Regions from separate parts of the Homo sapiens genome. Here region 1 is linked to region 2. A link is a contact called in ENCODE Hi-C data. All regions are on one chromosome and are shown on one strand. Each heading gives the region's core, a stretch centred on a gene start or an enhancer-like site at or near the end of the contact. The rest is flanking DNA. Distances are from core to core; before and after follow the strand shown. Region 1 overlaps RGS5 (regulator of G protein signaling 5). Region 2 overlaps NOS1AP (nitric oxide synthase 1 adaptor protein).

What was found. A loop is a pair of places that touch in the nucleus more often than their neighbours do. Pooled maps may share reads with other maps.
Region 1: a loop to region 2 is called in a map with no recorded cell type, with 6 times the contacts of the local background. The contact joins two enhancer-like sites. A Hi-C loop is called at or near these places in 9 of 37 single-sample maps with no recorded cell type and 10 of 50 pooled maps.

Annotation. Positions count from the first base shown.
Region 1 is chr1:163,173,602-163,176,301 of GRCh38, forward strand. All of the region lies in intron 1 of RGS5 (regulator of G protein signaling 5), which reads right to left. The region is part of intron 2 of RGS5-AS1 (RGS5 antisense RNA 1); the gene reads left to right. Among named protein-coding and RNA genes, the nearest start is that of RGS5-AS1, 13 kb to the left of the region's middle. Within about 2 kb of position 1,375, at least 9 of the 41 ENCODE cell types and tissues checked have a DNase peak (open chromatin) inside an H3K27ac peak, as active enhancers do.
Region 2 is chr1:162,348,502-162,351,201 of GRCh38, forward strand. The region is part of intron 6 of NOS1AP (nitric oxide synthase 1 adaptor protein); the gene reads left to right. Among named protein-coding and RNA genes, the nearest start is that of MIR556, 7.3 kb to the left of the region's middle. Within about 2 kb of position 1,415, at least 9 of the 41 ENCODE cell types and tissues checked have a DNase peak (open chromatin) inside an H3K27ac peak, as active enhancers do.

The sequences.
Region 1 (2,700 bases), core at 125-2,624, 830 kb after region 2:
ATTCCACCAGAATGTGTGAAGAACCAATTATATATAAAATCTTATACTAGGTGTTTCAAGGGTTACAGAGTTGTTTCTCGCTTCAGAGACACTTGGAACAATTGAATATAAAACACATATATGTAAACTGTATAGCAGATATTTTTCCAATCACTGATGAAGGTAGGTGGAGTATAAAAACAAAAGAACGTAGGCCTGGCACAGTGGCTCATGCCTGTAATCCCAGCACTTTAGGAGGCCGAGGTGGGTGGATCATGAGGTCACGCATTCAAGACCAGCCTGGCCAAGATGGTGAAACCCCATCTCTACTGAAAATACAAAAAAAATTAGCCAAGCGTGGTGGCAGGCACCTGTAATCCCAACTACTCGGGAGGCTGAGGCAGAGAATTGCTTGAACCCAGGAGGTGGAGGTTGCAGTAAGCCAAGATCATGCCGCTGCACTCCAGCCTGGACAACAGAGCAAGACTCCATCTCTAAATAAATAAATAAACAAACAAACAAACATAGACTGTAACCTCAAGGAGCCCTAACTTCCCAATGTGCAATGGGAGATATTATATACCTAAAAACTGCTCCTAATATATCCTCAGAGCCCTCTGAATTTTCCATTCATGGCATTTTTCAATTGGCATTTATATCTCCATATGTATATGTATATGCGAATATTGTCTATCTCTCCCATTAAAGTGTCAGGTCCCCAAGAGCAGAGTGAACATTTGTTTAGTTCACAATTACAGCTTCAGCACTTAGCACAGGGCCTGGCATTTAATAGCATTCAATAAAGATTTGCCATGTAAATTGATGAATGAGCAAATGAATGAATGAACTGAATTGCTAGGTTATAGTAAAGCTGCATTTTGGGGTGGAGTAGGTGAAATATTGGAGTGCAGCTTAGAATGAGTCACGGAGGACTAAGATGTCTCTAATTTGCTAACTGGACAGAGGTAACACCATTAAATGACTATAAGCACTATAAAGTAAGTGAATTCAATTTCTGTCCTTGAAAGAGATTGAGAATGGTCAAGTGGGGCATTTAGTTCCTCATATTATATAGGACATATGCTGATGAGAAGAGGCAGGGAGGATAATTGCAATCACTAGCAATCTGAAAAGAATCAATTATAAGACCATAATTTTTCAGGATTTAAAAGAAACAGAAGTAGCCCTGGGGCATAGGCTATTCCTGTGGTTGAAAGGCTTTCGGCAATCACAAACAGGTTTCGCTGTAGACGCCAGACATATGTCAGGAACAGCGAGAAGGAAGAAGAGAGGGAGGAGAGTTGAGAAGCATAAGGCAAGATTTTTACAACACATTTCCAAAAGAGGTGTCCTAACATCGGATAATCCAATTTAAATTCAATGCAATTTAAATCCGTGTCGCAGATGCCCCCTGCTGGCTGTGGGAAGGCGTGAGCATTAGCAAAGAACTGAGCAAAGAGCAGATTGGTTCCAGGCTGCTTCCTTCTGAAGAAACACTACGAGGTTTCTTTCCACGGACTAAAAAGAACATGTCTGGAATAGATACCCAGGAAAGAGAAACACAAGCTTCTAAAACACTCGCTAGCCGTCAATGTCCACAGCCGAGAGTAAGACATTTGCCGGATTAGAGACCAGAGGAGAGAGGAGCTCCTCTGAGTTCCGTGCAGCTGAGAACTAATCTGAGAGGTAGAACCCAGCAGAGACTGACAGAGGGAAGAGGGCCCAGAGGGTCCCTGCGCGGGCCTATCAAGAGGGAGAATGCATTTTGCTGAAAGCTGGAACAGCTTTCTTCCTGGCTGCTCATTTAAAACTTCATATCAGTGGAGTTTGCTCCTTGTAGGTGGCTCCGAGACAGGGTAATGGATGATCTTGAAAACCCTTAGCGGGAGTATAAGAATATGCTAGTGGAAAGTCGGCTCAGTTCTGGGGCTGAAATCCTCAACTTGCCAGGATCCTCAGCATGGCCCCTAAAATCAAGATGGACTCTTAACTGCAGAGAAAGGCAGTGCCGGGTGATTGTGGTGGAAAGAATCTATCATTTTGGCATCTACCATCTACCCTATTTCTGAATTTACCTACTTCAGTTTGAACTACAGAAAATTCACTCATTGCTTGTGCTTTAACAGCATATGAAAGAGAAGTTTAGTAATAGTGTGATATCATGTTAAAACATGTATTTATTTTCTTACTTGATTTATATAATTAATATATGATACATGATGGAAAATGACTCTATGGTTAGTTAATATGAAATACTCCTCGGGTGCTCCAAATGATAAAAAGGTGAAGAAAATGCTAAGGAATATATAGTAGTAGTAGTATTAATGTGTTATGATATGACTTCAGAAATGAAAGCTCTGTTTCTAAACACAAGTGAATCATTCCCTAGCAGTGTTTTAGGCTTTCACTCATATTAGTGATTAATTACATAATAAGCCCCTTCAAACTATAAGATGGCTGAAAAGATGGAACTGACAATGTCATTTGTGTCAAATATATTCACAGAAAGCACGTTTATCTATTATACCCTTTCAACTCTTGATATGTTCTAACGTTTCCCTTCAGCAGATTGTCTTAATAACAACTCTTTTCATTTTTATGTTCAAGCTGTTACCTCAGCTACCCCAGGTTAGCTCATTTTCAGTAAGGGACCATCACAAGTAACCTGCAGTAACAGACTAGGAAGTCTCCCAGGGTTCTTGTTTAAATAAGCTGACTTAA
Region 2 (2,700 bases), core at 165-2,664:
TCCCAAATCACATTACTATACGTGAGACCTCAGCTGCTTGGCTTCCGTATACCACTCTTCCTAAGAAAAATGGAATTGATATTCTATGTGAAGAAACGCCTGGGTCCATTCTAAAAAAGCCCATCAGGCCCAGGATAGTTTCTTCAAGGTTTAAGATGTCCAACAGAGCACTGAGTCTCTGCAAGGAGATCAAGCATGGGCTGGATATGTTAAATAATATAAAGGGAGGCAGCAAGGGCTCTCCCCTGCTCGTGTAGGTGAGGAGAGGACCTGTGGGGTGATGGAAATTGTGTTAGGGACATATAAAGAAAGAGAAAGACAGAGATGGCTCATGGGCCTATATGGCAGAATTCTCTCTTCCTCCAGGTAGGTCGGCCTTTGCTCTATTAAGACCTTCAACTTTGCCGGGCGCAGTGGCTCATGCCTGTAATCCCAGCACTTTGGGAGGCCAAGGCGGGCAGATCACCTGAGGTCGGGAGTTCAAGACCAGCCTGACCAACATGAAGAAACCCCATCTCTACTAAAAATACAAAAAATTAGCTGGGTGTGGTGGCGCATGCCTGTAATCCCAGCTACTGGGGAGGCTGAGGTAGGAGAATTGCTTGAACCCGGGAGGTGGAGGTTGTGGTGAGCCGAGATCGCACCATTACACTCCAGCCTGGGCAACAAGAGCGAAACTCCAACTCCAAAAAAGGGGAAAAAAAAAAAAAGACCTTCAACTGATTGGATGAGGTCTTCCCACCTTATGGGGGAGTAATCGGCTTGGCTCAGAGTCTACTGATTTAAATGTTAATCTCACTTAAAAAAATACCTTCACAGCAACATCTAGAATAATGTTTGACCAAATACCTTGGTATGGTAGTGGCCTAGCCCAGTTGACACATAAAATTAACAACCACAGAAATGAAGAGACAGAATGGCATGATGGAGAGAGAGTTGGAGCCATGGGCTAGAGGAGCCACTGAGGGTTTGGGTTCCAGCACTGGAACCACTGGGACTTGAATCCTGACTCTACCACCTTTCAGCTGGCTAATCCTTGGCAAATTTCATGCTCTCTCTGGAGCTTCGTTTTCTCATCTCTCTGGTATTGTGAGAGAATGTATGTAAAGCAGCATAATGCCTAGCATATAATATGCTCTCCGTAAGTACCCACTGTTTATCGAGTTTTCTAATGTTATAAGTACCCACTGTTTATTAAGTTTTCCAATGCAGACTCCAGAATACATGACCTCATCTGTACAGTGAGGGAGCTAGACAAGGCCTCTCCAGTACTGATTTTATGACGGGTCCAAGTGAAATGATTAACTGGACGCCCTCTGGTTATTGTGTAGTGCCGAGGCCATGAAGCTAAACCATACTTTGAGTCTGAGCATTTGGAATTAGCATTTGGTTCTGGGATTGGAAATGTTTTCTTATCAAGGAAGGCTGTTTACTGCCTAGCCCATTAGTCACTTCCTTTTTACAGCCCCACACACGTTTTCACTGTCTATAAACTGCTAGGAATGTGTTTCTTCTTACTGTAAATGCTTCTCCCAGAGCATTTTTGACTCTACTAAGATTGTTGCCTAATGGCACACCTTGAGCGCCCAGAGTTGAACTGTTGGCTGTTGTTTTTTTTACGAGAATCTCACCTTCATGTTTGGGAGCTTTTCATTTAGTGCAATGTTTATCTTTCCAGTGGAGCTGCCCCACCTGACACGTCAGCAGGCCCTCCGTTGTGCAGAAAAAACATGTTTACTCTGAGGAGCTGGAAAGTGCTGTCTTGTCATGTCTTTTCATCGTTTTCAGCAGTGCTTTCAATGATGTTGCTCACTTTCATTGTGTGCCTCTTCCCTCTCTCCCTCTTTGTGCCTGTCTTTCTTTCTTCCCTGTTCTTACTACTGTTCCCTCCCTGGGGGAGTTTTGTCTTTTGTATCATTTGGCAGCAGCTGCCCTTGGCCATCCCTGGGACTCCAAGCCAGGTGGAGCCACTGCCCCTGTGGCACTTGCCCTGTTGTGCCCTATACTGCTTCTCTGACTCCTTCTGGAGAGGGTTTCCTGGGTGAGACCCTGTTCCCCTGGAGGTGACCCTCCTCCCCCAGCTGCAGACAGTCCAACATGGGAAAGGGCTTGGAGCCTTTTGGCAAAATAGACCTTTTTTGAAAATAAAACTTTTTTTATTTAATGTGAGAAAAGCACCTAACATCTACTCTCTTAGCAAAGATTGTGAATATGATATTATTAACTAGAATCCTCGTGTCGTACATTAGAGTTCTGGCCTTATTCATCCTACATACCTGCAACTTTGTATCCTTTGACCTACATCTCTCCCTTCCCCGCAATTCCTGGTAACTACCTCTTAGTTATGATGATAAATCAGTTAATACAGGTTGAGCATCCTTAATCTGAAAATCCAAAATCTGAAATGCTCCAAGATCGGTAACTTTTTGAGCACCGACATGACACCGCAAGTGGAAAATTCCACTCTTGATACCTTTGCTTTCTGATGGTTTCATGTACACAAATGTTGTTTCATGCACAAAATTATGTAAAATTACCTTTGGCTATATAAGGTACACATGAAACATAAATGGATTTCATGTTTACACATGGGTCCCATCTCTAAGATATCTCATATATATGCAAATAGGCAACTCTAACATCTGAAACACCTGTAGTCCTAAGCATTTCAGATAGAGATACTCAGCCCATACACATAAA